Linked DNA regions of Mus musculus: region 1 is linked to region 2. A link is a loop called in an ENCODE intact Hi-C map of the cell type or tissue named here. Cell type or tissue: left cerebral cortex. All regions are shown on one strand. Each heading gives the region's core, and the rest is flanking DNA. Links, peaks and the distances in the headings are about the cores only. Region 1 holds the start of Mchr1 (melanin-concentrating hormone receptor 1). Region 2 has its middle 41 kb from the start of Gm52179.

What was found. Peaks named below come from ENCODE experiments on the same cell type or tissue, not always from the same donor. Only the 100,000 strongest peaks of a DNase experiment are listed, where the experiment ranks them.
Region 1: a loop joins it to region 2, with 4 times the contacts of the local background. A loop is called at or near these places in 14 of 42 quality-filtered maps.

The regions. Positions count from the first base shown.
Region 1 is chr15:81,229,410-81,245,584 of GRCm38, reverse strand. It overlaps Mchr1 (melanin-concentrating hormone receptor 1), which reads right to left and starts at 10,086. Exons shown (of 2, transcript NM_145132.2): 1 at 9,730-10,086; 2 at 6,621-8,452. The coding sequence starts at 9,811. The coding sequence ends at 7,473. Gm31608 (a long non-coding RNA gene) reads right to left here. Exons shown (of 3, transcript XR_003951508.1): 3 at 15,886-15,913. 8430426J06Rik (RIKEN cDNA 8430426J06 gene) reads left to right here. Exons shown (of 2, transcript NR_077230.1): 2 at 2,166-2,931. In left cerebral cortex, for the core only: CTCF peaks have their summits at 6,173, 9,883 and 12,091 (motif pointing right); DNase peaks (open chromatin) are centred at 8,380, 9,083, 9,348, 9,988 and 3 more places; H3K4me3 peaks cover 3,791 bases; H3K27ac peaks cover 3,845 bases.
Region 2 is chr15:81,293,295-81,309,469 of GRCm38, reverse strand. No RefSeq gene overlaps it. Among named protein-coding and RNA genes, the nearest start is that of Gm52179, 41 kb to the right of the region's middle. In left cerebral cortex, for the core only: a CTCF peak has its summit at 7,192 (motif pointing right); DNase peaks (open chromatin) are centred at 4,256, 7,201 and 8,636.

The DNA of each region.
Region 1 (16,175 bases), core at 5,579-13,578, 67 kb after region 2:
CAGCTCAAGGCCTGCCAGCTAGCCCCCATCCTTCCCAATGGGGGCCCCTCACTCCTCCTCCTCCTCTCAGGTTTGAACTAGTGCTGGATGCCTGAGGTTATCTAGGCAGAAGCAGGAGCTTCTGGGAGAGTCAGTGACACCACAGAGGTCACTTGAACCAGGTGCAGGTGACACACAGGGACCTGGCCATGAACATCCAAGGGACTGACCTACTTGCAACCCTTCTCCCAAGCTGGAAGCTTAAGTTGGTTTAGTCAACCTAAATAGCAACCAGAGAAATCTTTAAGCATTAGGTTATTGGTGGGCTGAATAAGCTGGTATACACCTTTAGTCCCAGCACTCAGGAGGCAGAGGCAGGAGGATTTCTGTGAGTTGGAGACCAGCCTGGTCTATATAGTGAGTTTCAGCCAAGCCAGAGCTACATAGTGAGACCCTGTCTCAAAGAACACCCCCCTAAAAAAAAAAAAGAAATTATACACTTTCTTTTACAAAATGTGTTTTATCAAACTTCATCATTTGTATTTGTGTGTCTGTCTGTATGTCTGTATGTCTGTCTGTCTCTCTCTCTCTCCCTGATGTTTGTCAGTGAGTGCAGGTGCACATATATACCACCATGCACATGTGGAAATCAGAGGACAATTTTTTGGGGTCATTTCTCTCCTTCCACTTTGGGGATTGAACTCAGGTTGTCAGACTTGTGTGACAAGCACTTTGGTCCACTGAGCCATCTGACCTGTCCTCTCTCATCCTTTAATACGGACACTTACTCTTCTTCATAGCCTGGGATGACCACCACTCATCTTCCCCTCATAGGAGGCAGCATTGAAGACAAACAAGAGGCTTACCCAACCCATCTCTGACCATTTGGAAGTTCTGCCCTCTTCTGGCCTTTGAGAGTGAAGGCTGGGTGGGCCCTTGGGAAATCCACCACCACTCTTTAGCTGTTTTGCCTTTTCTCACCTCCTCAACTCATTGGATCTATTGGACTTAACTGCTGATCACAAGCTTTGAAGGGTGTCCTAGTTGCTGACCCCACTCCTGATACCAACTTCTGTCTTAGTCACTGTTCTATTGCTGTGAAGAGATACCACACACAACCAAGGCAACTCTTTAAAAAGAAAGCATTTAATTGGGGGCTGGGTTACAGTTCCAGGGGTTTAGTCCATTATCATCATGGCAGGAAGTATAGCAGCAGGGAGCATGGAGGCATGAATCATGGTGCTGAGGAAGTAGCTGAGAGCTAAATTCTTATCAGTAGGCAGAGAGGGAGAGAGAGAGAGAGAGAGAGGAAGAAGAAGAGGAAGAGGAAGAGGAAGAGAAGAGACTAGGCCTGATGTGGGCTTTTAAAATCTCAGATCCCACTCCCAGTGACATACTTCCTCCACTAAGGCCACACCTACTCCAACAAGGCTACACTCCTTAGTTCTTCTCAAATAGCTATTCCCTGTTAACAGAGTATTCAAATATATGAGCCCCCATGGGGCCATTCTTATTGAAACCACCATAGAGGAGGAAGAGGTAAGTGGGAAACTCATATTCTTCAGCCATATGCTCAATTTGTGTAAGGGTTGTATATGTGTACATATGTGTGCAATGTGTGAGTTGCATGTGTAAGTATGTGTGAAGGCTGAAAATCTATCTTCTTATCTTCGTCATGAACCATCCCCTTTGTTCTTTGAGACAATGTCTCCCACTGGGACCTGGGCTGCTCGTTTAGGCTCAGCAGGTCAAGCAGCAAGACCCAGGAATCTGTTTGCCCCATGTCTGCAGGACTATAAACACACATAGCCACACCCAGCTTCTTACATGAGTGCTGGAGTTCAAACTCAGGTTTTTATGCTAACTGAACTATCTCCCTGTACCCTAAAATTAGAAAAATTAAGTGTGTTTATCCGTTTATGTGTGTGCATGTATCTCAGAGGCACTTGTATACCATGGGACACATGTTGGGGTCAGGGGACAACTTGCAGGAATAGATCCTCTCTTTCCACCATGTGAATTGCCCAAGATTGAACTCAGGTCATCAAACTTGATGGGGAAGTGCCTTTACCCTTCTGAGTCATCTGGAAGATGCTACTCAATTTTGTAAAAATGGGCAAGAATTTCATTAAACTGCAGAGGAGAAAACTTAGATTGTTTTTTTTTTTAATCTATTTTTTTCCTAGAAACAAAGCATCCAGAACCAATTATTACTAATTTGAGTTGAGTAAAATATCATTCTAACAATAACAAAAGAACAACCCAATTTAAAAAATGGACAAAAGGCTTAAAGACAATTCTCCAAAGAATCTATACAAATGAAGACTGAACCGATGAAAATGTGTTCCACCTCACTAATAATGAGGCAGCAAAGACCGATTCGCACCAATTTGAACAGGTTTCATTTAAGAGAAGGAGAAGAGAAGGAAGACGAGAAAGGACAAAGCAGGTATAAGGGAATAGAGAACTGAGAACTGGATCCCTTGTGTGTTGCTGATGAGACTGTAAGACAATGCAGCTGCTGTAGGGAGCAGTTTGGCAGGTCTTCAAAGCCTTAAACATAGAACTGCTATAAGATCCCTCCGTTTCACCTCTGGCTGTATACTTAAGGGAACCAAAAGCCCAGACTCCAACAGTTAACCCAGCCTCACTGTCAAATGATGTTGACATCTGAGTGCCCATCAGTCGCTGTAGACAAGCACAGCATGGTAAGGCCGTTGTACACAGCAATACCAATGGACTTTAAAGACATCACGTGAAGAGAAATAAGCCCGTTGCAAATCGTGGACAAATGACGTGTAGTTTGTAGAAGCTGTCTTGAAGAGTCAGATTCCTAGAAAATAGAATGGTGGCCGCCAAGAGCTGGAGGCAGGGGAGAGTGTTGCGTTTGTATTCATTTTGTGTGAGTGCATGTGTGTATTTGGGTGCAAATAAAAGCCAAGGGAAAAACTTAGTGCTGCTCCTTAGGAGACATTCGTGTTTCTGCATCTTTATCATTATGCTTTTACATTTACACATTATTTGTGTGTGTGTGTGTGTGTGTGTGTGCGTGTGTGTATGTGTGTAGAAAGCACCTTTATCTAGTAAGCCATCTCGACAGTTCCACCATGTTTTTGGAGACAGACTCTCTCACCGGCCTGGAGCTCACTGATTAGGCAAAATTAGCTGCGCAGGGAGTGAGCTCCAGGGGCCCTCCTGTCTCTGCCTCCCTAGCATTAGAATTACAGGTACACACCACTGCACCCAGCTTTTCTACCTGGATTTGAAGCTCAAGCTCAGGTCTTCTTGCTTGCATGGCAAGCACTTTACTGTCTGAGCCATCCTACCTGCCCGTGAGTTAGTATTTATTGCAGCTTTAGTTTCGATGATGAATAATCTGAACCTGGATGGTGGCAGCTGCATAGTAATGTGGATGCATCTATACACTTACAATGGTCAAAGTAAGCGGGGTGGTAATGGCACATGTCTTTAATCCCAGTATTAGGGAGGTAGAAGGCAGGTAGATCTCTGAGTTGGAGGCTAGCCTGGTCTACAGAGTGAGTTCCAGGACAGCCTGGACTATACAGAGAAACCTTGTCGAGAAAAACCAGAAAGCAAACAAACAAATGCACCAAAAAAACCCAACAAGCAAAACAACAACAACAACAACAAAACAAACATCAACAACAAAAGGTTAAAGTAGCAAAGTGTAGATTTTACTACAATTTATAAAAACAAAACCAAAGACAAAAATGAAAGGGGCAGGAAAGTTGGCCCATCGGGTAAAGGAGCTTGCCACATAAACCTGATAACTGAAGTTTGAGTCCCAGAACCCACGGTACAAAGAGAGAGCCAACTACCGAATGTTGTCCTCAGACTTCGACACACATACACACATGGACTCACACACATATATAAAATAATAAAATGAATAACAGATGATGCATGAAGCAGAAGATAATTGGTAGCCCTGTTGTGTGGAGCTCTTGCCGCTGAAGGTCCCTGTGCAGAGGGCTTTCCCCATCTTTTGTACCCGTAAGCTACTGTGAGGTCTTAAGCTTGGCTGTGGTCTTTCTCTACCACAGAGAATTTTAGGAGGGCCGTTCTCACAATGGAGAGATGTTTCCTGGGGAGAGTTACAGAAGCAATGTAGAAAGCTCCCTAGATTCTGGAAGATTACTTGGTGAGGTCCCTGAGACAGACTAGCTGCGGGGTGTGAGGGGGGAAAGGAAACAAGGAGATCAGCTGTGCAGTCTTCATGCTTCTCCAGCTGTCTGCATCTTTCCGTGCTGACCCCAACTGTGGCTTGCCAGGTCCTCAGTTGAAAGAAGGTAGTAAAGTTGCACTTATGCATTCCATGAGCCTGCAGAGACAGCCTTCCTCAGAATTCTCCATTCCTACTGACAATATCAGCAAGCTGTCCTGTGGCCTAATCCTGACTTCACAGCACAAGCTTTTTCCTCCTCTTCCTCCTCCTCTTCCTCCTCCTCTTCCTCCTCCTCCTCCTCCTATTCCTCTTCCTCCTTCTATTCCTCCTCCTCCTTCTCCTCTTCTTCCTCCTCTTCCTCTCTTCCATTTCACCTTGTCCTTCTTTTCATACAAAGTCTTATTATTGTAACCCAGGCTGACTTCAAACTCGTGATCCCCTGCCTCAGCCTCCTGAACACTGGGATTCTATGTGATTGCCACCACACCTGGCTGCCTGTGTTCACTCGTACCACCTCGTACCGTACCTGATCACATCTCAGGAGTTGCCCAGGCTACTGACTCCCAGTGAGAGAGTTTCCCATCCCTCTCAGCCTTCCAGGTGCCCTACTCTGTGCGGTCCCCATCTCTGATCCCTCCCCCTCTTCTACCGGCTCCTGTTTACATCTCCACCCACTCACTCTCACAGTTCCGCATACTTTGTTTCCATTTCAGTCTCTTCCCTAGGCAATTAACAGAGAAAGGAAGACCCTTCCTTGGCATCTCTGAGGTCGCTACCATTGTTAGCTATTGGCTTGGTCACACGTATTCCTAGGAGAGGCCATCTCATCTGGTTCCCAGTTTCAGAGGAGTGCTGTGGGTGTGGAAATCGTGGGAAACCTCTTCATAGACAGGCTGGATAAAGGAAAGCCTCCTTCTACACTAGTGGTAGTAGCTGCTCCTTCTTAGTTTTCCTTAAGGTTCCGGTAAGACTCTTTCTCCTTAGAAGGGTTCTTGTAACCCAGGGTGGCCTGGTACTCCTTTTTTTTTTTTTTTTTTTAGAATACTTTTCATTCTTTGACAATGTCATACATGTAAGCAATGCACCTTGATCATATGCACCCCCAATCCCCCTCTCACCCCCCCAGGCGCCCCAAGTAGCATGCCCCCCCTTCTTCAGGTCCATTCCTTTTGTGTTGTTAATAACCCGCTGAGTCTGATTAATACTGCCTGTTGGAATATTGCCGAATCTCGTGAACTTGATCTTATGCCATTGTCACAGCTGCAGTGAGTTCGTGGGTATGATGACCGAATCTTGCACCAAGGACAGCATTTTTCCATGCTCCTCCCAGGGCTCCTCCCTGTCCTCCTGCTCTTAGTTTTCTTTCCACCCCCTTTTCACAGTCGAACGCCTTTATTCTCTAAACTTTATTATTATCATCATCGAGAGGGGTGCGTGGGTGTGGCGTGTCGAGGAGAGCTCTGTGGAGTCAGCTCTCTCCTCCCCTCTTTACCTGTGTGGGTTCCAGGCCCCAGGCCTTGTGCTTGCTCGCTCTCTCTCTCTCTCTCTCTCTCTCTCTCTCAATCTCAGTCTTCCTGCTTCAGCCTCCCTGGTGCTGGGGTTACACACACACACACACACACACACACACACACACACACCACCATATCCGCTTTCCCCCGAGGACCCTTTTTTTCTTCCACTGGGTTTGCACCTCATCTAGACTGGAAGCTTATCTGTGGCAGCTAGAGAAGGAAGGAGAGCTAACCTCCTATCAAGAAATTTTAATACTAATGAGGAGGCTGACTCCCCAGCACCCAAGGAGGCCGCCTAGAAGTATTCCAAGTAGCTACTACTGCAACTCTGCAATGAGAAGTGACCAGCAAGAGCCGAGGAAGCCACCCTCCAGGATGCCTCTGGACAATTTGTTTCAGCTCTCCTCAACATCTGCTAGGCAGCATCCTGCCGACTCCAGCTTCCTGCACCCTCTTGATGACAGAACTAATAAGCAGCAGCCACGACTGCCTCCCAGCGGCCCGAGTGGTCATCTGCTTTTAAGGTGCCCAGCAGATCTCAGCTGCATCAAGCAGAGACTAGCTCAGACTCCCCCAACCCCCCCCCCCAAGAGCCAGCCCTGCAGCTGGTGATTCAGCATGAGGCAGGGAGGGTCGGGTCTGGGGGAGTCACACTAGATAGAACTTGGGGGGCCTGAGGGACCAGCACTGATGAGAACAGGAGTCCAAGCCAGGATGCAGAGTCTCCAGAACAAGTCCAGCCACAGCCCCGCGATGGGATGAATTCACAGTAGCTCCATGAATACCACTAACCTTCTCCCTGTGGGTCCAGAAAACCAAATCCCTTAACCTCAGGCACCCTAAAAATGCAGCCCCAAACAAGATCCAAATATAATACTCAAGTGACCCCTCTTTCCTTATATAGCACACACACACACAGCACAAGCAATTACGCAGGAGCCTCCAGAATGACGTGGGTGGGAATTTGCCTTTATTTCATTCCCATTTGGGAGTGGAAGGCTCAAGCACAAAGATGATGCCAACATATCAGGTATTAGAGTGACCCCTGCACATGCAGAATTCATGGATGCTCGCTCTGGATCAGCCATAGACTGACAGCTGTGCCCTATGAAGAGAATGTCGCTGTCACTGTGAAAACCCCTTTTTATTAGTTTCAAGATCCACATCCACCCCAGGTTGCCTTGTCATTCTCGGTGATTGGATCTCTCTCGACACTCTGAGCTCTTTTGGTTTTTTAAACTCCTGTGGGCTCAGAGCCCACACCCCAGTGTCAACATGCATCCCCTAAAGAGAACGTGAAATCCGCACAGGATGCTGGAGCCCAGGCAGCGTGCTTCAGGAGATCCACCAGCTTGGGAGAAAGACTGCCTTCTATCAACACCAATGAGAGATGGGAGGGAACGCTCGGCTTGCCCAGTCTCACAGTAGAGCCCTAGCTGCTCAGATCCTAGCCCTGCCTAGTTTTAAAGGAACCCAGCTAGGCACCTCCACCTTCTTCCCTTGAGAGAAAGATATATGCGAGCCAACAGATACAGACCCCGAGAACCAGTCAAACCACCCTTTCCTTCTTGCTCCGCTTCTATTCTGTCAAGGGGATCCCTGCAGTCTGAGGCTTCCCCCCCAAACCTGGCTGCAAGCCTCCCTAGCAATTTGTGGGCCCCGTGGAATGTGGTTTGCTACAAGCCCCCAGCCTCCAGCTTCTGCATCCTCCCAGGGTAGCCCCGGGTTTATCTCAGTATCTCTCCCCACGGTTTGATGCGGTGACCTGACTTGGAGGTGACCGGGGGGGATTGTCAGGTGCCTTTGCTTTCTGTCCTCTCCTCGTCAGCTGTCTGAGCATTGCTGACCGTGCGAAGCTGCCCCTGGGCCGCGGGCTTCACCGACAGCACCAAGCGTTTTCGAAAGGTCTCACAGAGTACTATGTACACAAAGGGATTGAGGCAGCTGTTGGCATAGCCCAAGCTGATAGCCGCATTGTACAGGTAGACGAATGTGAGGGTCGGGCGGCTGATGGACAACTGGGTCAGCTGCAGCACGTAGTAGGGCGCCCAGCACACAAAGAAGACCAGACAGATGGCAATGGCTGTGCGGGTCACCCTCTTTGTCCGAAGCCGGATGCTGCGTTGAGAGGCTGGGGCCACCGAAGACGTCATGCGCTGTAGTATTTTCACGTACGCAGCAGTGATGACCACAAACGGAAGGGCGAAGGCCAGGAAAAACTGATACAGAGTGAACCAGTAAAGATCAGTATCTGGGTTTGGTAGGCGGATGCCACAGCCCACAGCACCCCCTGGGAAGGGGATAAGCCTGGCATAGAGCCACACAGGAGTGATGCTAATGAACGAGAGAGCCCACAGGAGGCAGATCACCAGGGTGGCCATGGAGGGCTTCCGGAACTTGGTGGAGGAGATGGGATGGACGGTGGCCAAGTAGCGGTCAATGGCCATAGCAGTCAGGATGTAGGTGCTGGTGAACTGACTGTTGGCGTCCATGGCTGTGATGAGGGTGCACATGGTTTCCCCAAAGTGCCAGACACCATTACCCATGAGCTGGTGGATCATGAAAGGCATGCCCAGCAGGAAAAGCAGATCCACCACAGAGAGGTTGATGATGAAGATGTCAGGGACGTTGCTGCACCAGTGCAGCTTGGATTTCTTCACCACGGCAAAAATGACTGTGGAGTTTCCCACAATGCCCAGGAGACAGATGGTACCAAACACTGAAGGCATGATGATGTTGATGTAGGAGACACTCCTTGTGCGAGGAGGTGGCCCTGAGGATAGAAAGAGCAAGTGTGACCCGCCTTCCGATCTAGAAGCTGACAACCTGCCATGTCGGCCTTCCTGCTGGCCCCTCATGCTTTCCCTTGCAGCTTGGGGTCACTACGTCTCTGGAATCATCTCCTGCTGTTTCCCCTTCTCGGGCTATTGTTAGTTCTGTACCTTACCCTCCTCCACCGTGCCCTGGTGACTCCTATAGGATTTTCTAGATCCACCTGTTACTCAGAGGACCCCATTCTTCTTCGCTTCATCCATTTACTCAGAGGGCCAGGAGTCAAGACTCCCAGATATCTGCTGAGAACAACTTCATATCCCCGGGATCCACCAGAAAACCTTGTCAAAAAGGCTTGAAGGACATTTGTGTGTGTGTGTGTGTGTGTGTGTGTGTGTGTGTGTGTGTGTGTGTGTGTGTGTGTGTGTGTATTTGCAGCCTCATCTTTTCAGAGAGAGATGGCCAAAGGTTTCAGATAGGTTCCTAGGCATATGTGAGAAGTGACTGTCACCATGGGTGTGGGGTGTGTTTCAGGCTCCACAGCCCTGCCCTCTCCCGGTTTTCTGTCAGGGATTTCCTTGGACCATGTCTCCTGAGTCTGGGCTTTCCCAATAGGGTAGGGACTGGAGCTGTGTTACACCCCAGAAGCTTGGGAATTTCTCCACACCAACCTTCCCTCTTTCCCCTTCATTCCCTTCTCCTTCAGAGCTAGAATTTTAAGGCATTGACGTTCTGCAAATGTCAAGAAGCTTAATTCACCAGAAAAGTTAATCCTCTCACGCCCTGTGAAGTCTTTTGCTCCCAGCAGCCTTTGCCAGAAGACAGCAAGGACCACTCAGACCCCATTTCCCCAGTGCGAGGCCAGAGGATTGAGCCCAGGATAGCGGTGAATCAAAGCGCTTCTGCTGGCTCCCACATACTACCCGCCCGCTGTCTTGCTGTCTTGCTTGCTTGCTTCTCCAGCCTTGATTCCCCCCCCCCCCCCCCTGCAAAGCATATTTGGGACTCATCAGCAAGCTTTCCCCTCAAGCCTGCCTCACGTCTTGTCACCAACCCTTGTTGTTTCTAAATGTGCCTCTGCCCCATCTCTATTCCTCCCTGCCCCTTCTGTCCTAGCTGGTGTCCCCTCCTCTCCTCTTCCTCTTCAGGCAAAGCCGACTGCAGATCTTATCACCAAGAACTGTAAGATAAAGTTTCCCAGGCAGTTTGGCTTGGGAGGTGAAACCTTCCCATTTTCCACACCCATCCCGGAGGAGGGAGGACTCCAACTCGACTCACCCGCCAATGTGAAATTATCCTGGCCATCGGAGATGTTGCTGGCATTGGGGCCAGTGGACAGCAACGAGGCTTGCAGATCCATGCAGCCGGTGCAGGTCGCCTGCTCCCTGGAGTGGAGCGCCCGTCCACCCACGCAGGCTGCGGCAGCCTCCAGCGCCCTCCACCGCCTTGTCCGGAGCTTGAGCCCCGCAGTCCAGAAAAGGGTCTTCCTCTACCGCCTGGCAGCCTCTGCTGCCTCTGAGCCCAACTGCTCGCCCCACTCCCTCCTTCCCAGCTCCCACTGACATCACCTAGACACATTAACATTCGGAGGCAGATGCATGTTAACCTCTTCGGTCCCGGCTGCGGCTCCTACTCCTGACTGCCTGCAGAGCCAGCAGCTAGGCTCAAGCCATCCCATGCGGAGGAGCCTGCCTTTGCGCTGTCTCCCAGGGCTGAATTCTGAGCTCACAGGGGCTACCGCTTATCTTGCATGGCCATCCAGGTCTTTGCAAAAGCAAAGGGGGTGGGTGGGGGAGCAATGCTTGCTTTAAAGAAGCTGGACCACGTGGCAAAAGCCAGGGGTACTGTTCTCAATGCTGGGGACTCAAGCCTGGACTGACACATCCTTGGTTCCCAAGCACTCTGGAGGTCACCCTAAACCTTTCCTGTGTCCTGGTAACTTCCAAACATCTCCTTGGCTAGATGACAATTGCTAGTTGTGCAAAGGAGGTTCCAGGCTTTCTGTGGTGCCAATAGTCAGGGGCTGGTGTGCAGACAGAACAAACTTCCCTCTGCACAGATCAGTGGAGGCCAGCCACAGAGGGTTTTATTTTCTAGTGTTCTGAGGTTTTGTCTGGGATTCTGTGAAACAATTATCAGAGCATAAGAGAATAAATAAGTCCACTCAGAGATTAGAATGGACAGTAGCCTCAGAGGGCACAGGCATTAGAGAACTCTCTGCAGACTCCTGCTGACAGCTCCGGGAGATTCACAATCAAATGCTACACCACCAGGGCCAGATGCAGAGCCTAAGTCCTTGGCTAACATGGTTGCCTGTTAACCCTTATCAACGAGCACAGAAGCACAGAGAGACATCCTTATAGCTACCCCGAGTTCCAGCCATACTCTTCCTTACTGATGTTGGATATGAACATGCCTGGTTTTTCAGGCCGAGTTGTTGATTGTCCCTAGTATACCTCTTCTTCTAGGCCTCTTGATCCACCAGCATGAAGAACTTAAAATAAGGCTGTATGGGGGCTGGGGATGGAGCTCAGTTGGTAGAGTATTTGTCTCACAGGCACGAAACTCAGGGTTTCATCCCCTATACTCATAAACTGGACATGCATGCCAGTAATCCCAGCACTTAGGAGGTGGAGGCAGGAGGATGAGAATTTCAGGGCTTCCCCCCCCCCCACAGAGAGAGAGAGAGAGAGAGAGAGAGAGAGAGAGAGAGAGAGAGAGAGAACCAGATGGTAGTTTGACCATAGGCACAGTGGGATGGTTAGTGTATTTCTGGTGGACTCTGATGCCCCCAACTCCATGATGCCCCCAGACCCAGGTGTCCTTTGTGGTATTAGTGGAGGGAATACTGTGGTGGTTTGAATGAAAATGTCCCGCACAGGCTCATACATGTGAATATTGGGTCCCCAGTTAGTGAGCCTTGTTTGGGAAGAATTGAGAAGTATATTACTAGGTAGGGATGCTTTTGGGGTTTCAAAAACCCATCCCTCCGTTCCCAGTTAGCTCTCTGGGCTCCTGCTTGCAGGATGTAAGCATTTATCGGCTCCTGATACCCCATCTTTGCTCCACCATTATAGACTCTAACCCTCTGAAACACTTTCTTTTATAAGTAGCGCTGTTTGTAGTGTCTTTAGAGCAATAGAAAACCAAGACAGATGCTCTCTGGGTTTCTCTAGGGGACTAACCAGTGTGTTCTTTAGCCTCACATGGTCAACTTCCCCTCAAGCATTGCAGTTTCTCTGAGTCTTATGACTCCTTTCTCAAAACTGCCAGGCCAGACAGTGAGCCGGTGATGGCACTGGTCTTTAATCCCAGCACTCAGAAGGCAGAAACAGTCGGATCTCTGAGTTCAAGGCCAGTCTGCTCTACAGAGTGAGTTCCAGGAAAGCTAAGGCTACACAGAGAAATTCTGTCTCAAAAAAAGGAAACAAGATAACAAAAACCCTCTGTCAAGTAGCCGAGGTCAGTGGGGAAGGATCAGCGGGGAGTTGTTGTTGAAAGTGTACTGAGTTTCTGTGTGCAGAGGTAGAGAGCTAGAAATAGACAGCATTGATGGTTGAGCAGCACTGATTAATACATGCTTAAAAAAAAGATTTATTATATAAATGTGTACACTGCCTCTATCTCCAGACACACCACAAGAGGGCACCGGATCCCATTACAGATGGTTGTGAGCTACCATGTGGTTACTGGGTATTGAACTCAGGACCTCTGGAAGATCACTCAGTGCTCCTAACCCCTGAGCCATCCCTCCAGCCCCTTAATGCATGTTCTGAATACTGCTGAATTTGACACAACTCGTTAAGGGGGCAGGAATGTATCTCAGTGGTAGAATATTCTTGCCTGGCATGTACAAGGCCCCGGGTTTAGACTTCAGTATCACATGCAAAGAGTTAAAATGGACAGTTTTGTATTATGTGAATTTTACTGCAATGTTAAAAAAAAAAGTAGTGGTAAATTTCTGTATACAATCTAACAGCCACTCGAGGACAAGCAGTCTCTGCCACGGTAGCTGGAGCACCTTTGTCTTCTTCCTATAGGCTACTTCCAGGAGCCTCCCCAGCCCGATTTCAGCATTAGCTCCAGGTATCCATCCCACCCCCTCTCCCAGGGTGTTCTCGCCCATGAAGCAGGAGTGTCCCTGCCAAGACAACCTCTCCTTTCAGTTTGACATTTGTGCCACGCTCTAGCACCCTATAAATTCATTCCTTATGCACGTTCCCATTACTTATATTTTTTCCAGTCCATAATAAGAGAATGTCCATATAAGGGACCATATCTGAAAATGATAAACGTCCTCTTGAAAGGTATGTTATCAATTGAATCCTATCGTGATTTTCCAAACAAGGGCAGGACGTTTCTCCTTCCTTTCAAAAAGTGGCAGGGGGTTAGTTACATCTACTACTCTGGAGTATTCAAGGGGGTAAAGAAATCTGTTTTCAAATTCATCCAGATGTTATCTCCTGGACATGAAGGTTCCACTCCTATCATTAAGAGCCTCGAAGGCTGTACCTACTCCATCTTTTTTGCACCTCAGCTACCCTTTCAATTAGATCCTGGGTCTTATTTTCAGCAAACTGCTCTATCTCTGCAGAAGCTCACAGACGCCTTGAACTGCTGTTCTGGTGGTCTTCTGGCTTTCACCATGTGTCCCGAATTGATATCTGGGAGTTTGACTATTCCATCTTCTTCCTCCTAGGCTTCCGAAGCAGGTCAGCCATCCCATGACTCACGGCTCCTTTATTGTTCTTCCAGAGAGGTTGCACGGTGTTGGTATCTCCTTTTCTACTTGTATTCATCTCAGCTGACCACAGGCAGGACTGTCACTGTGATGTCACTTCCAGGACAGGGTTGGTCGTCGTATCTTGTTCACTCCTAGCAGCGGCACGATTATGGACGTCTCCCAGCATCTTACCCTGAAGAGTCATTTTCAAGGCTATGACTCCCAGAATTCATCTTTTCAGTTTGGTTTCCTCTGAAAACAGAGTCTTAGACTCAGACTTATTCGTGGAAATGCATTCTTGGTGTGACTCTAAGGAACAGTAAGGGAGCCGGGCAGTGGTGGCACACGCCTTTAATCCCAGCACTTGGGAGGCAGAGGGAGGCAGATTTCTGAGTTTGAGGCCAGCCTGGTCTACAAAGTGAGTTCCAGGACAGCCAGGGCTACACAGAGAAACCCTGTCTCGAAAAACCAAAAAAAAAAAAAAAAAAAAAAAGGAACAGTAAGGGAACAGGAGTGAGGAATCAGACTAAGAAAGTCAGCGGGGCAATTGCTCTGTTTGTTACTGTGGGAAATCCATTTCTGAATTGCTCAGAGGGTTTAGTTAAGTGGTATAGCACAAGGCCCTGGTGTGCATAAGCCTCTGGGTTCAATCCTCAGCATCACACACACACACACACACACACACACACACACACACACACACACGCACAAATGTCCATTACAGCTGAAGTCAAAACTAGAGGTAGAGAATGTGGCAAGGATTCCAGAAGCGTCTGACAGAGACTGTTTTAGGGTTGGCCCATGTCTACCGAATACCCACATGCATCTCTTTAGATCCTCCCAGATACTCCTAGCTCATATGCCCACCATTTCTGCAGCAACCACTCTTCTCGATCCCTGCCGAGTACACATGACAGTTCAGCACAGAGCAGGGAGGGCCTGCTGGAGCTGTGGTGCATATCTCAGACCTGCAGTGTGTCCTTCCCCCTCTGTCCAGGGTGTTCTCCATTTCTGCTACAACTTAGAGCAGGGGAACTCCAAAACGTCCAACCACAGCCCACCTAGAAAGCAGGGCCGGCTAGTCCTTCTTGGGATGCATCTCTGCTCAATGTAGGATGAAGGTCACAGATAGTTGCTTTCTCCTTGTTCAACGGAGGCGCTTCTTACAGCTTCTCAGCAGTCCATGGCCACTCGATATGATGTCAACAGGAAATCCTTATGTCGCGTCTCCAGCCGTTCTGCTTGCTCTTTTATCATTCCTGATTCCTAGGATTACACTTCCCAGTAAAATACCCTCATGTCCCTCCCTTTGTCTCTTTTCCCTTCTGGGAATCTGAGAGTGTATATGACTCACTACTACCAATGGCAGTAAAGGGAATGGTGGAGTGCGAGACATTTGGCAGAAATTTCCTCCTTCTTCCAAAGACATGAAGGAATTATCTCCTTTGCTCCCTACCCCCAACTTTGTTGTGGCTGGAGGTGCCACCTGGAAGGCCTGCAGCAGGCGAGATGATGCTTATTGATTGGATAATTCAGGTTGTCTGGAGGAAACAGACGGAACAAGTGCAGAAGCAGAGAGACTAACAAATGGCCTGTTTACCTAGGTTTGGGTACCACTAAGTGGGATCCATGAAGGATGCTGCAGCAATGTCTGGGGCTGGCAACAGCTGGACACCGTTCCCATGCATAGGCCCAAGCAGGCCAGCTAGCAGAACCCAGAAAGCACTGTCCAGACCCCATCAGGAAAGAGACCTAAAGGAACAATAAGCTGATCTCACTACTCCCCCCGCCCCTGCCGTCTCAAAAAATAAACAAAAAGTAAGAAAATTAGTGCACAGACACAGGAAGAGACCTGCAAGTTTTATTATTAATCCTTGAAGCAACCAAATGCTTCTATCCTTGTGTAACAGATGAAGAAGTGGGGCTGCCACCAGCTTGAGTTGAGTATATAGTATCTGTGGGAACAGAGGAAGGGAAGTGATGGGGAAAGGGCCAGAGACAGTGATTGCAGGCTTGACAAGAATGCTGTCAATCAAGTAGAAAGCTCCTGCTATTGTTTGGTACAACTAGGGCTGGCAGCCTGTGTCCTGCTTTGTTCGTTGGCACAAAGGTCTGATGATGGCTTTTCAGGGTTTGGGTAGATGTGGAAAGGTAACAGGGTGTTCCTGGCTTTGCAGTGTGTCATGTTAAGGGGCAGCATGAAGGATCTTGCTGACAGATGTCCCTAGATCTGAGTGTCCTCTGCTGCAGGCCAGAGAGTCTAAACCACTTGCTTCCTCAGACAAGGTACTTGGAGTTTGAACTTTATAATTGGCATCTTCCAAATGTCCACATAAAGCTACCTCTCTCCTCCAGTCTCCAAAGAACAGAACTTTGACCTCCCCCAGTCATTCTGGCTCTTAGCCTGTCTGTTCTTCAGCCCCAGTAAAATCATTAAAAAGTTGGAGTCTGGCGGCTGGAGAGATAGATGGCTCAGCACTTGGGAACACTGACTGCTCTTCCAGAGGACCAGAGATCACTTCCCAGCACCCACACGGCAGCTCACTGCTGTCTAGAACTGCAGTTCCAAGGGACCCAACGCCCTCACACAGACATACATGTAGGCAAAACCAATGCAGGGTGGGGGGAGGGGGGAGGGGGGAGTCCGGCTAGTTATGATGATATATACCTTTAATCCCAGCACCAGGAGCGAGAGAGAGTCAGGTAGATCTCTGTAACTGTGTCTGAGGCCAACATGGTCTATAATAGAGCAAGTTCCAGGTTAGCCAAATCTACATGGTAAGATCCTATCTTTAAAAACAAAAAACAAACAAGCAAACAACAACAAAAACAAAAGGCCTATTTATAGCAATACTTTTTTCCTGAGATCCTTGTATATCTACTTATCTGGCCTGCCTCAAGCACCCTAAGTGTTCTGTGTATCCTGCTTATGGGAGTCCACCACTGTATTTCCCATGACCCAGATGCTGTCCGAATGCTTCTAAGGCTCATTTGAATCACT
Region 2 (16,175 bases), core at 2,760-10,759:
AGGATGGGTCAGAGGGTAAAGGTTATAACTGGTGAGGATGGGTCAGAGGGTAAAGGTTATAACTGGTGAGGATGGGTCAGAGGGTAAAGGTTATAACTGGTGAGGATGGGTCAGGGGGTAAAGGTTATAACTGGTGAGGAAGGGTCAGAGGGTAAAGGTTATAACTGGTGAGGATGGGTCAGGGGGTAAAGGTGATAACTGGTGAGGATGGGTCAGAGGGTAAAGGTTATTGCCACATAAGTGGAGTGATCTGAGTTTGATCCCAAGGCCCATGAAAAGGCAGAAGAACACCAAATCCAGACTTGTCCCTTGACCTCCACACACATGCCTCTTCCCCATGCACACACACACACACACACACACACACACGCACACACACACCCGCACACACACACACACGCACACACACACACACACGCACGCACGCACGCACACACGCCGCGCACACACACACACACACACACACACACGTGCGCGCGTGCGCGCGCATTGAAAAAATAGAGTTACAACCAGGCATAGGACAAGCACCTGCAATCCCAGCACTTTAGAAGTTAGTGGTAGGAGGATCAGGTGTTGATGGTCATTCACGGCTACACAAGTCTGAGGAGAACGTGGCCTGCATGAGACCCTGCCTGTCTTGGGGAGGGCTAGGGAGATGGGATGGCTTTGTAAGTGTGAGTGTTTCCTGTGTGAGAATGAAGAACTGAATTCAGATCTTTAGAAATTCCTGGTGGTGGTGACGCATGCCTTTAATCCCAGCACTCAGGAGGCAGAGGGAGGTGGATATATCTGAGTTTGAAGCCAGTCTGGTCTACAGAGTGAGTTCCAGGACAGCCAGGGCTACACAGAGAAACCCTGTCTCAAAAAAAAAACAAAAAAAAAAAAAACCCAACTAATTCTGGCTGTGCCTACCTGTAACCCTGGTGCTGAGGCAGGAGGATTACTAGGTCTTTCTGGCTATCAGCCTAACGCTGGGGAAAAAAAAACCCAAACAAACCCTGCTAACTCTAGGTTCAGTGAGAGACCCTGTCTTGAGGGAATAAGGCATTGAGCAAGAGGAAGAGACACTTGATGTCCTCCTCCTCTGGTCTCCACAAATGCACACATGTGCACCCACACGATGAAGAGTGATAAGGAACCTAGAAGACGTGAGAGTCAGAAGAAGAGACGACCGACCAGTGCTGAGCGCGGCACAGCACTCTGACTATGAAAAGGGAAAGGTGGTGTACAGATTGCTGAACCATAGAACCCACAAGTGCTGTTTAGAATTAGTCAGCACACATGAATGGGTCGTGGAACTTCTGTGCATTGAAGGCCAATCATAATTAAGCCTTATATGTCTTGAGGTTTCTATTGCTGTGATGAAACACTGAGTCTAAAAAAACAACTTGGGAAGGAAAGAGTTTATTCATTTTAGACATCTATATTCTTGTTCATCATCAAAGGAAGTCAGGACAGGAACTCACACAGGGCAGGAACCTGGAGGCAGGAGCTGATCCCCAGGCCATGGAAGAGTGCTGCTTACTGGCTTGCTCCCCATGGCTTGCTCACCCTGCTTTCTTGTAGAACCCAGAGCCAGCACAGGGATAGCCACACCTGAAATGGGCTGCTCCCCCTCCTACCATCAATCACTAGTTAAGAAAATATCCTAGATATTATTATAGAGGCTTTCTTTATTTACTTATTTGGAGGTGCAATTCAAAACAGGGTTTCTTTGTGTAGTCCTGGCTTTTTTTTTGAGACAGGATTTCTCTGTATAGTCTCTGTATATCCTGCAACTCACTCTGTAGACCAGGCTAGATGGAGGCTTTGTTTGGTTTTGTTTTGTTTTTTGAGACAAGGTTTCTTTGTGTAGCCCTGGCTGTCCTGCAACTCACTCTATAGACCAGGCTGGCCTCGAACTCACAGGTCCACCTGCCTTCTGGAGTGCTAGGACTAAAGGCCTCAGCCACCACTGCCTGGCTAATGGAAACTTTTTTGTTGTTTTTTGTTTTTGTTGTTATTGTTGTTTTGTTTTTGTTTTTGTTTTTGTTTTGGAGACAGGGTTTCTCTGTGTAGCCCTGGCTGTCCTGGAACTCACTCTGTAGATGAGGCTGGCCTCCAACTCAGAAATCCGCCTGCCTCTGCCTCCTGAGTGCTGGGATTAAAGGCCTGCACCACCACCCCCGGCTTTTTTTTTTTTTAATTGAGGTTTCCTCCTCTCTGATGACTTTAGATTGTGTCAAGTTGAGGTAAAACTCGCCAGCACACCCTGTAAGAATGCCTAAGCGTCCATGCACAGTTCCTTCCCATGAACAGATGAGGAGAGCACGGACAAAGATGGCCGTACCTAGGGTCATGCACCTTGTGAGTGAGAGGGTTCAGATGAGGACTGACTTCAAAACTCCCTGCACAGTCACTCTGCATCCTCCAGACGTTCTTTAAGACAACAACAAAACACTACGAGCTGCCCAGATGGACCGGAAAGATGGCGGAGGTTAAGAACGTGCACTGCTCTTGCAGAGAAAGCATCTAAACCTGGTTCCTTGAACCCACGACTGACAGCTTATATAACTGCCTGTGACTCCAGCCCATCTTTGGACACTTGAGCATGCGTGCACATGCTCACACGCAGAGACACGCACATATACGTAATTTAAAAGAAACCTTTTCTAAAGGGCTGGGAGTACAGCTCAGTAATGGAGCGCCTGACCCACAAAAACAAAACAGTGGTCATCATATCAAATCTCCCTGCACAGTCTCACCTCTGAATCCACAGGCCAGTGCAGTTCTTAGACCTTGTCCTGGTCAAAGTGCAAGAATAAGTGACTGGAGTGCTCAGACACAAATGGAATGTCTATATCACACACACACACACACACACACACACACACACACACACATGCATGCACACACACATATACTCGCACTATACACATATATACACTGAAGCTCAGAGACTAGCAGGGAAGAAGGGATAGAAAGGTTAGAAAGTTGGAGAGGACCAGAGGGAAACTGGTTTTGGAGGTAGCAAGATCACTGCACTCACAGAAGACGGATCCAGTCCAACATGCTAACATGGTATGGGGAGGGATTCATCAGCCCCGACCCCTAGCTGAGAAGCTATGGTTGGTATTTTTTTAGGTTTCTGTCTTCTTTTGTTTGTTTTCTTCTGGGGCTTTTTGTTTGTTACTGTTGTCTTTGAGTCAGGGTCTTGCTATGTAGACCAGGTTGGCCTTAAACTAAAAGAAATGAAGTTGGGGCAGAGTAGATAGGTGGAGGTGAGAGGGAGCTTGTGGTGAATATTAGTAAAATACGGTGTATGGGGCTGAAGAGATGGCTCAGCGATTTAGAGCACTGGTTACTCTTCTAGAGGACCCATTTGACTCTCAGTACCCACATGCTGGCTCACAACTGTCTGTAACTCTAGTCCCAGGCCCTCTTCTGGCCTCCTTGGGTAGGCAGTGTGCATGTTGTGGAGGCCAGAGAGCAATATGTCCTTCACTCCTTCCACTGTGTGGGACCTGGGACTGAACTCAGGTGGTCAGAGCCATCTCACACACCCGTGGTGTGGACTGCTTCTGGCTGAAGATGAAGCGGATTGCTTTCCATTTGAATCTATCTTAATTAAAGGGCCTTTCCATTGTAGTTAAGGAGATGGCTCATTGGGTAAGAGAGCCAGAAGTCCAGGTCCCCAGAAGTCCTATGACAACCAAGGTACAGTGGCATATGCCTGTTTTCTCAGAAAATAAGGGGGAGAGAGACTGAGAAAGACACCTAGCACTTCTTGACTTCTTGGCCTCCACGCTCACCTGCATGTACACACATACACACACACATGTGCACACACATACACAGAGTTTACATTTTTACTGTACTGTGGTGTTTTCAGCTTTCAGCTTTCTTTAATTAGTTCATACTTTTTGAGACAGAGTCTCCATATAGCTTAGACTGACTTAAGATACTTGATCCCCCTGCCTCTGCCTTCCAGGGGCAGGGATTACATGCACACAGCATCGCATGGCTTCAGTTTGCTTTTATTCAACCTTTAAACACTCATTAGATTTTTGCTTTATAGGCAGCTACCCTGTGCCAGATGCTGGCTGCTCCGGGTGTATCTCATCCTTGTTTGTTTTAGAGTCTGGAGCCCGTTCGTAGAGTGGATGGCCAGCCAGTGAGTAGTCCCTGTGGGTGCCATATGGAGGGCTTTATCACATTGTCGGTTCTGGTTTTGAGACTAATGCTCTGCTCGTGTATTTAAAAAACCAGTTTTTTTTAAATTATTTGCCATATGCAAGTGCCTTGCCAGTTTCTGGGACTGGAGAGATGAATAATATTCAGGCTCTGCCCTTCTAATTCATTATTCAGTGTGGGAGTCAGACAGACGACTACAGCTTAGACTGCTTCCGCAGAGAAGTTTGATGAAAAAATGTTTTGTAAACGTTCAAGTCATTTTGTGGGGTTGGAGCGATGGCTCAGTGGCTAAGAGAATTTGCTGCTCTTCCAGAGGCCCTGAGTTCAGCTCCCAGCACCTACACTGGGCAGCCCATAGCCACACATAACTCCAGCTCCGGGGGTCCAGTGCTCTCTTTTGGCTTTTGTGTATATGGACACTGCACACATGTGGCATGTGCACATGCAAGAATACATGTGTGTGCCCATGTGTGCATGTTTGTTCGTGCACACACTCACTCACACACACACAGACAGAGAGACAGAGAGAGAGAGTGAGAGAGAGGATTTTTTTCTGGTTTTTCAAGTCAGGTTTTCTCTGTATAGCCTTGGCTGTCTTAGAACCTCCTCTGTAGATCAAGTTGGCCTCAGACTCAGAAATCTGCTTGCCTCTGCCTCTTGAGTGCTGGAACTAAAGGCCTGTGCCACCACCACCTGCCTTAATTTTATTATTATTATTATTATTATTATTATTATTATTATGTGTGTGTATAGGTGCTTGGGTTGTGTGTTTGTCTATATACCCTGTGCACACTGAGGCCAGAAGAGGGCATCAAATCACTAGAACTGGATGGAGTTCTAGAAGGTCGTGAGGTACTGAGTAGATGCTGGGAATTGAACCCAGGTCCTCTGGAACAGCAGTCAGGTCTCTTAATTCCCCAGCCTCCTCCCCAGCCACTACATCACTGTTAGCTTGAGAGGCAGGAGCTAACTCTGTCATGGACTTTGAGGTGAGAAGGTGAAGTTTGCCCTGGGAACACACCGAGCTGCGAGCGGTTAGGTGGAGGCTTGTCTGACGGAGGAAGTGGAGAGTGTTTGTCAGTTAGAAATTTTCTCTACATGAATCTGAACCAAACCCAGAAGCCTTCCAGCCTAGGCCTGAGCATTGAGAGGAGGTTGAATAGAGGAGAGGAAAGAGCTCTGGACCACTTCCTGCACCGAGGGAAGAGCCAGTCCGCAACCCCATGTTTCTTAACCGGCTTGTTTACACTTAGAATTGAGTCTAATAAGATGATGATGTCCTTGAGCTCATCAAGTAATTAAAATTTTAAATTAAGTGTAACATGGACTGTTTCGTTTTCCCTATATAAGATCAACCCGCAAAACCAGCTTAGGTTTCCTGTAACCATCGTCCTTGGCCGGGCTGGCCATTCTGGTGTGAGGGGGGTTGTAGGGGTTTTGTGTTTTTGTTATGGTTTGCTTTGTTTAGTTTTGATTTTTGTTTTTCAAGACAGGGTCTCTCTGTGTAGCCCCAGCTATCCTGGAACTTGCTCTATAGACCAGGCTGGCCTCAGAAATCTACCTGCCCCCACCTCCCAAGTGCTGGGATTAAAGGCATGTGCCACACTGCCAGGCAGAGGTTTGTAGTTTTTAAGACAGGGTCTCACCAGGTCAACTGGACTGGCCTGCAGCATACAATGCAGAGAAGACAGAAGCCCGTGCCTGGGGTGCCCTGGGCCTGCACCTCCCACTTCCCTGATGACTCATTTGCATTCAGTGTCCCTCACTGAGCAGTGTGGACATCCTCTCTTCATGTCTGCTTGCGGATCTGCAGGAGAAATCCCACTGTAAGAGGAATGGGTAGAAAGGTGCAGGACTGAGGGCTGGGCTGTGTGTACTATGTGGCTTTGCTCTCCCCAACGATCCTGCAGAGGGTATAAATGCTACAACGATCAGTAGCTGAAAGTTCTCACCCAGTGGGAGTAGCTGAGACTGGAGACTGTCTGTCTACTAAACTAGGTCATAACAGTAGCTACCGTTCATTAGGCACCACCTGCTTACGTTGGTGTCCCAGGACCTTATGTGTGTCTTTACTGAATCCTGCAGAGCCCAAAGCCCCTGTACTTCCCACACTTCTGCCTTTTGAGCTTTGCTTCCACCGGTCTGCACAACTACCCATGTCACGTGACTTTGTTAGATTGCAATTTCTTCCTGTTGGGATTCTTCATTATACTGCCCCACCACCACCAACTTCTCCACAGGTGCCCCAGGCTAGCCTCAAACTCACTGTGGTGATCTGACCGAGACTGTCTCCCATAGGCTCACAGGCGTGAATTCTTGGTCTCCAGTTGGTGGAACTGTTTGGGAAGGATTAGGTGTGCCCTTGTTGGAGGGAGGGAGTCCCTGGGGCCAGGCTTCAAGGTTTCAAAAGTCTCCGCATTTTCAGTATGTTCCCTGTCTCCTGCTCTTGGATCAAGATGTGAGCTCTTATCTGTCCCTCCCTCTGTGCCTTTGCTCTGCCATGGTGAACTCCAATTCCCTCCCCATCCCCTCCCCAGGGCTGAATTAAGGCTAACGAAAGCCCTTCTTTTCCAAGTTGCCTTGGTCATGGTGTTTTGTCATGGCAACAGAAAGTCAAGAATAACCTTGAACTTTGGCTCCGCCTCCCTCACCCTCTGAAGTACTGGAGTTACTGTTGGGTCGACCATGACCACGCCTACGCCTTGTTTACATGGTGCTGGGGAACAGAGGGCTTCGGGTGTGCCAGGCAAACGTTCTAACTGAGCTGTCTCAACCCCTCTTTCTCACCTACTCATCTCTGATCCATGTGTTTGGTAATGAGCCTGTGTAGAAAGATGTGTGGTCACGAAGGTTATACATACTAAGGAGTTTTACAATTATGATTTCCGACTTTATAGAAGAGCTTCCTTTTAAGAGGGAAAACTGCCCGAGTGCTGGGACTTTTATGGTGGTTATGGTTGTTTTCTGAGCTTTTGTTTTGTTTAATTTTACTGTTGTAACTAAGGAAAATACTTCAAGCCACCAGAGGGCATTGTAGTTAACGTTGGGTGCTGGCTTCATTATAGCTCGTGGCCTCCAGAGGTGCCCGGTGAAATCTGCTTCCATGAAAAGAAGGACTTTCACATTTAATGAACAGCCTAAAGAGGATCGGTAGATTAAACTTGGAACAGGAGAGCTCGCATCCTTTGTATCTAGCAGAAGCAAAGGACAGAGTAGGTGGTGCCTCCTTCAAATGCTATTCTCTTCTTTATTCCTTTCCCCAAGCGTGTGCCTAAACTTTTTGAGTTGCCATCTATGATTGACAATCTTTCCTGAGCAGAAGGTAGGCTCAGGACCTCCCAATGGCAACAGAAATTGAAACTGACACGTGAAAGCCTGTCTCTCACCCATAGTGTCCACCTCTTTGTGGCCTTTATGGCTGCTAATAAAAATGTCTAACTTGAATGATGTACTGCTGGCACCCTCCATGTAGAAGCTGAAGCAGGCAGAAAAGCAACTGCGTCAAGCAAAGCCTTGTGGAGAATAGGTGGCGTTTCAACAGTTGAACACTACACTACTTCACGCCCCAGGTGGGAAATCCTTTGCTACTTTCCGTTCCTGTAGGCCACGTGGTTCTGCTCCATCTTCCTTCCACCTCTCTTCCTCTATCCTCCTCTCTCTCCTCTCTCTTCTCTCTCTCCTCATCTTCCCTTCCTCCTTTCTCTCTCTCCCTCTCTAAAACCTCCAGCCCCACCTTTCCCATCCACTGCCCAATCACAGGCTCTCGCCTTGATTTGCTTTATAAAATGGGCAGAAGGTTTGCCTGAAATCACCAGAGGGCGTGATCCACTCCTTGAGCCAGTCCCTCTTGAGGAAGCAGAATTAGCATCAAAGTACAAACAGCACCAGGGCAACGCACAACAGGAAACAGGTGATGAAACCACACAGTTTGGTCTTGTTCTTGACTACGGGCAAAAGCGTGCACTGTCGAGTGTGACGCTAGCTGTGGGTTTCCCAGAGCCTCCGTGTTGTTCCTTTGCAGGACTGTGCGCTTGCCTGCTCTGAGTCACCATGGGTGACCTGTCACCATGCTCAGGAACACACATTGATTGGAAGACTAGCCACAGATCTCCCAGCCCCCTGCCTTGCTCTAAGATGTCCTAACTTGCCACTTTGTTTTGTTTTTAACCATTTTATTAAATCATTCTCAAAATGTGGATGATCCCTGGCCACAGTAAATATAATAAGGTGTATATAATTCAGTTGTTGCTTTTTTTTTTTTTTTTTCCTTTCAAGTCAAGTTTCTCTATGTATCCCTAGCTGTTTTGGAACTCACTCTGTAAACCAGGCTGGCCTTGAACTCAGAGATCTGCTTGCTTTTACCTCCCAAGTGCTGGGATTAGAGGTGTGCACCACCACAGCCTGGCAAGTTGTTGCTTTAGCACATAGTCCTCACATGACTCTGCTGGCTGCCACAGGCAGCCACCCACAGTTGTCTCAGTCACCCACAATTGGCTGCTTTGTCCCTTAAGAGACTCACTCCAGACTGGGAAGGGATCAGGCTTGCCCAGGGCAGTATGGTCTGGACTTGCATTTCTGCATCTGCCTTTTTTGCAAACACGGGTTATGATTTTCCTAGGTGTTAATTATTAACATATTTCTTGCCGTCCGTGTGTCTGCATCTGAGAGCATCTTTGGCTTCCAGTGATTTGCTGAGAATCAGGCTGCCAGAGAAAACTTTAGATATTTCTACAAAGCAAAACAGGAAAGAATTCTCCTGGGCTAAAGTGCAAGGACTCTGCAAGACCTATCTGGGTGCGTATGTACCGCTAAGATCTCAGGCTCAGCTCTGTTCAGGATGAATGAGTTTGGTGGGAGGCAGCTCTATAATCTATGTAAAATTGTTGTTTTTTTTTTTTTTTCTTTTTGGGTGGCTTGTTTAGTCCCTTGTACCTCACCTATACCCAGATAATCATCTGATAATTGAATAACCAGCAGTTGTCACATTAATCTGTAGAATGGAGCACTAGGCAGCCACGAAAGAGAGCAAACCACAAGTCTGTGTGGCAGCAAGGACGAGCCACACCATGTGGAGCCACACTATGTGGAGCCACACACTACTATGTGGAGGAAAACAGGCACAACCTTGACTTGCTGTGTGGTTCCAACAAATCTCAAAAGCAGCATTAGAAATCAAAGCAGCACTCACATGTTGGGGAAGACAAGACGAAAGGAGGAGATGAAGGTAGACGTAGCAAGCCGATGCTAAGTCAAGGGAAACTGGCTGATGTCAATGGTGGTGCATGCTGGTACTCCTAGGGCTTGGGGAGCAGAGGCAGGAGGATCACTGTAAACAAGATCAGCCTGGTCGATGTACTCAGTTCCAGGCTACATAACAAAATCCTCTTTCAACAAAACTAAAATAAAAAGGGAAAAGGTCACGAGGCCTTTCAAATAGATTTCTAGTAGAAAACATGAAACAGTAGGAAATCTGAGGCAAGATGAGCCTGACTCAAAAGCATCATTGTGACGATGGCCAGAGTCACTACAAGACACTGACACATCCAGGCCAGCAAGGTGGCTCAGTGGGTAGAGGCCCTTGTCACCACCAAGCCTGATGAGTTCTGTCCTTGAACCCTCCTAGCAGGAGATAAATGACTCCCATGAGGTGTCTTCTGACCTCCACACGGGTGCTGTGGCTGCTCAAACCTACACCCATAGAAACTTACACACATGGCATGCTCATATCTATATCCATAGGAACTTACACAAACACATAAACATAATTTTTAAAAGTGAACAGGAGAAACTGACCGATTGGCCATCACTTGGACATCATAAAAGAATATTTGATGTTGCCGGGCATGGTGGCACACGCCTTTAATTCCAGCACTCGGGAGGCAGAGGCAGGCAGATTTCTGAGTTCGAGGCCAGCCTGGTCTACAAAGTGAGTTCCAGGACAGCCAGGGCTATAGAGAAACCCTGTCTCAAAAAAAAAAAAAAAAAAAAAAAAAAAATTGATGTCAATGTCTCACAGACCTTTACCTTGCGGCAACGTTGGAATTTATAATTACATCGTATACGATTACATGAATGTATCTGGTCATCACCCCATTTCCTGGCCCAGAAGTGTCAATGACCTGGCTCAGTAAAGGCACTTACATCTGAGACTGACCACTTGTTTCCAGCCCCTGGAACATACATGGTGGAGAAAAGCAACTACCCAATGCCAAGCCCAGCGTCCTAAGTTCAATCCCTAGGCCTCCCATGGTGGAAGGAGAAGGCTGATTCTTTAAAGCTGTCCTCTGAACTAGCATACACACACCCTTGAAAAATCTTTTGTTGTAGTTTGGTTTGATTTTTTTCCAGACAGGGTTTCTCTGTACAGTCCTGGCTGGCCTGGAACTCACTCTAAGCCAGGCTTATAGAGATCTGCCCGCTTCTGCATGAAAGGCCTATGCCACCACTGTCTTTAACATTAAAAAAGTGTTAATGTTCAAGAGGAATGAGTTGGACTAGAGCGATGGCTTAGCAGATAGCAGCATGCACTGCCTTTGCAGAGCACCAGAGTTAAGTTCCTTGCACACAAATCAGGTGGCTCACAACCCCTGTACTCCAGCTTCAGGGGACCTGACACCCTCTTCCTGCCTCCTCAGACAACCCACCCGGCATGACGCAGGCACAGAGAGATACACACCGATACACATAAATATTTTAAAATATGTATTTTTAATTGAATTGTTTCCAAAACGCTAAGTATGTTTTGTGCAACTGGAGCCTCACAACCCAATCAGTGTCAAGATAAGGAAGGGCTGCTCACTAGAAAGACCAGGTATGACCGAGGCTTGTGACTTTCAGAGCAAGAGAGAGACTGAATTGACCTCCCAGAAGGTCAGTTGTGCAATCAACCACGGTTATGTGATGAAGGGCAAGGTTTGCAGAGCCACTAGGCAGCCCAGCACACGGGGTGCCTGGCAGGGCAGCTAGCGTACCCTGAGATGTGGGAAGTGCTGTGCCCCTTCCCACGTGCTTTGCCCTCTGCATCTCTGGCTTTTTCCCTCTGGATCTTTATCTGTATCCATGGTGATAGCTCCTCTAACAAATTGGTACACGTTTAAGTGTGTCCTCTAAAGACCCCAACTTCGATCTGTTGGGAGATGGTAAAACCTTTACAAGATGGGGCCTGCTCTTTAAGTGTGTGCCCATGAAAGGGGGTTGTGAGGACCTGGCTATGGGCTTAGGGGCTTTGCTCCATTCTGTATCCTGATGCAATGCATCACTCTGGATCATGGACCAGAATTTCTGCAGCCATACAATATAAATGTTTTCTCTTTGTGAGTTGATTGTCTGGGGTGTTGGTTACAACGATGGAAAAACTAACCGGGCACTAGTGACGAGCATTTTTTTTTTCTGAGTTCCATAAGCCACTTACACAAACTGTTCAGACCTAAAGAAGGGAAGTCTAGCTGTAAGCTAGACAGAAGTACATGTCACATCTCACACTGGCATCTGTGGGGGGATCTTGTGACACTGAGCTGCATCCTGTGGGACAATGTCAGAGCTGAATTAGACACCCTCAGCTGCTGTTTGGAGATCTGCCAGAGAATTGCTGGATTATATACTAAGACCCCTGTACTAGCTGGTTTTGTGTCAACTTGACACAAGCTAGAGTTATCACAGAGAAAGGAGCCTCCCTTGAGGAAATGTCATCATGAGATCCAGCTGTAAGGCATTTTCTTAATTAGTGATCAAGTGGCGAGGGCCACTTGTGGGTGTTGCCACCCTTTGGGTTCTATAAGAAAGCAAGCTGAGCAATCCAGGGGAAGCAAGCCAGTAAGGAACATCCCACATACCTCCATGCATCCTGCATCACACACATCCTGCATCAGCTCCTGCTTCTTGACCTGCTTGAGTTCCAGTCCTGATTTCCTTGGTGATGGACAGCAGTATGGAAGTGTAAGCTGAATAAACCCTTTCCTCCCCAGCTTGCTTCTTGGTCATGATGTTTGTGCAGGAATAGAAACCCTGACTAAGACAAGCCCTATGTAGAATTTGAGCACCAGATGTGGAGCATCATGTATTATAATGAATTAGAAAGAGTGAAGGAGAACAGGAAAAGGCTGTTAGGTATTTGTTTGCCCTCTACTGAATTCCAAACTGGGAGACACATTGTCAAGTACGATTAGATGGTTTGTGATACACCATCATCTGGCGAACTGAAGCCCATCTTCCTTTTAATGTGTATATGTGTGTATACACATTTGTGTGTTATTACATTTATATGTGTGTGTGTGTATGTGCATGTATGTGTGGATGTCAGGGGACAACCTGGGGACTGAACTCAGGTCATCAGGCTTGGCAGCAAGTGCCTTTACCCTCGTCACATCTCACCAGTCCATCTTCCTGAACCTTTTAATCTCATGACATAGACTATGATGTCACTTTTTCAGAAGTGGCAACCAAGGTCTGACCTTGGCTCCGTGGTCAATATCTCAAACCAGACCTGTCTGTCATGAGTGGTCTTTATTCCTACTGGAAAAAATCTCCTAGTCTGGGTCTCTTCACTGCCCTTTGGCTCAGACTCTTCTCCCTCATCCCACTATCAGCCACTCATCTAGGGTATCGTGCCGTTCCTGTCACTTCCGAGCCCTCCCTCTACCACCAAGCTTGGTCCTCGGTTCTTGTCCAGTCCACAGAAGAGATTCTTTGTCTTTGTTTCTCTCCCCGCTGCATCCTTGACACGCTGGAGCAGAATAATCTGTTTATAGATAAATCAGATCCTACCTCGCCCTGCACATCCCCAGGTGCTTCCAATAATCAGGGTAAAATTTAGATCCGCTGGCATGGCCTCAAGACCACAATCTGACCCCTGGCTTTATTATTAAGTTTCCCCTCCCCTGCACCCCACCTTTCTGGCTTACTTACTTACCCTTGGCCACAGTGGCAAACTTCATGGGACTCAGGCGAGTTCCTGACTTTGCCTTGCTCATGAGTTGGGACTGCTCTGACCTTCCCATGTACGATACCACCTTACCTACTTACTGCTGTGTGGTGTCTTCAAAGGCCATTCTGTCTTAGCCTAGGCATTCCCCATGGGCTGCTTTACTGGCCTACGAACTTTACTCTCACTTGCTATTTAGTCTGTTTACTGATGGGTCTGTTCAGTGCATCTCCTCCACTGGCAGTTTCTTGAGACGTTATTTTCAACTCTGAGCCCCTCCTGCTGAGGATAGTTCCTGCCACTCAGAAAGAACTCTAGGGATCGCTAAGTAAACCTCACACAACCATTTAAAACCCATCAGTGGCTCTCCACTGTCGGGGGCAGGTTTCACAGCCCCTGCCCTACAAACACCTGGGGTTAGATAATTACTGGTCTTAGGGAGAGTGTCCTGTACATTCTAGTGTGTTTAGCAATAACTGAAATTTCTACATTGTAAGCCAGCAGTCCCTTCTCCTCACAACCAGAATGCCAACAAACATGTCAAATGTATCCCTTAAAGGGTAAAAATCCTTCAGTTGAGATCCACAGATCTTTAGTGGGTCAGTTTGTAAACCAGTCTCACTTGAGGGCTGGATAAAACTCAAATCCTAGGCTTCGTCAGAAGCCCTAGTGACTTTAGAGTCATCTATGGCCTAGGTATAAAGTGACTAGTCACGGTTACAGGGGACTGGCCTCCAGGATGAGCCTGCTCCCTGTGTCCTCTGGTCACTTGCTGCTTCCTTAGCAGCCCTTCTCTGTCTCCAGCCACAGGGAGCTGATGCGTGGCTTCCTCTCTCTGCATTTGTTTTTTCTTCCTAGCAGAGTTGCTTGCTAATCCCTGGTCCTCTCCCTCCATTGGTCACACCGCCCATGGTTTGTTAATGGAGGCAGAGAGATCATATGATCTTCTTCTCCTAGTTGGAGAACCAGAAGTGCTGAGGGAATTGAGTCCCAGTCTGAATCTAAAAGCCCAAGAACCAGGAGCACTGATGTCTGTCCAAGGTCAGGGAAAAACTATCTCAGCTCAAGCCCTGAGAACATATTTATCTCCTACCACCATTTTGTCCCATTTTTGTGGGTGGGACAATGCTACTAGTGAAGGTAATCTCTCTCTCTCTCTCTCTCTCTCTCTCTCTCTCTCTCTCTCATAAAGCTGGATCATCTTGACCAAATTGTTGTCAGGATTGGTCCACTCGCTCATCCTTCCGCAGGGGCGCCCACTGGCTGAGTGGCCGATGCAGCTGTGTGTTAGGAAGAGTCATAGAGTCATACATTCCTGCGGTTCTCAGTTTAAAACAGCTCTCAATGGATTACCATATCGGAGACACGACAAAGACACAGAGGCTGTAAGAGGAAATACGGTCCCCACCCCAAGAAGCTTGTGGTTGTTGCGGAAGATAACCGGCATTACAAGATGGTTTTCTTTTATGGACTTAAAAATGGCTGTCTGTATACATCCTCTGTTATTGTGTCTGTAGAAGAATAGCCGAAGCTTCACAGGAACAGAACCTGTATCCTGTGTTTCATTGGATATTGTGACATAATAGCTCTGAATGCTGACCAAAGGTGATGCTGAGCTATAGCAGTGACGGTCCTTGAGTTGGCGGTGAAACTCAGTGGTAGGCGCTTGCCTGGCCTCCGTGAATGTGGGAAGCATTGGGCTTGGTTGCCAGCATTGCCAAAAAGGGAAAGTCATGCTTTCAGGTTTAAGTGTCTTTGGAACGGACTGTGAGCTTTTTTTGTGGAGAAGAAATTGCATCCGTTGCCAAAGGTTTAATGCGAGGATTTGTGTGCACAGTCAGGAGACATTATTGACAGATCCAGGCAGCTGCAGAGCAGAGTCTGCCTTACAGTCTCCGCAGACTCGCCGCCCCCCCCCCCGCCCCCAGCTCCAACCAAAATGAGGCGGAAAGATGAAAATGAAGGAGGGGCAGGGAGGTCCCCACCAGTGCCGCCAGGGGCCTGTGTGACACCGGTCTCTTTCAGTAGGTTTAATGCTAAGCACAGGGAAGGCCAGGGTTTCCTTATCAGGCTACCTGGCCTACCTCCGAGGTAACCGTATTAGCTATGGAGTGGTTAGAATAAAGTGGGAAAGGCAGTCACAGCTGTGGGTAACCCTTCAGAGCTCCCTCTCCCGAGTCCAGCCCACCCATCTCATGCCCTGTTCTAGACAGACTCTTGTTAGGTAGTAAGTAACTAGAACTTTTAGGGTTTTGGGTTTTTTTTTTTTTTCAGTCTGTACTCCTTCGTCCCAAGGATCCTTTCCCTAAATTACTCTCAACTTCAACATGATTTAAAATTTATGCTCTCATTATACACATTTCCTCGCTGAAGAAAACTTGGAGCAGTTAGCTAAGTGGGTGAAGAAATATTCACGGAGAGTTCACGCCAAACAACCAGCATCAATGCGCATGCGCACGACGCTGTTGATTGACACATTTGCTTAGGGCGGCAAAACAGGTCACTTGCGGTCTGCTCCCATTACTCTTCATGTGGTAATTCCCCAGGCTAGGAACTGGTTAGAAACTGCGTATGCATTCATGCATGTATGTGTGTGGGATGTGTATGTGTGTGCATGTGTGTATACACTTATATGTGGAGGACAGTAGTCAATTCAGGTATCTTTGATTGTTTTCTAACTCATCACTCTGATTGGTTGGTTGGTTGATCGATTGGTCGATCAATTGACTGATTGAGACAGGGTTTCTCTGTATAGTCCTGGCTGTCCTAGACCTCACTCTGTAGACCAGGCTGGCTTCGACCTCAGAGATCTGCCTGCCTCTGCCTCCCAAGTGCTGGGATTAAAAGTGTGTGCCCCTACCCAGTCTCCAACTTATGTTTTGAGGTAGAATCTCTCCTGAACCTGGCACATGCCAAGTTGCTTAAACTGGCCAGTTAGCAGGCTCAGAGATCCACAGGCCTCTGCCTCCCCAGTGCTGGGATTGCTGGTGCTTGTGAGCATGCCTGGTTTCTATGTGGATTCTGGGAGACTCAAACTCAAGTCCTCACATCTGTATGCCAACCAGTCTAACTGAGCCGTCTA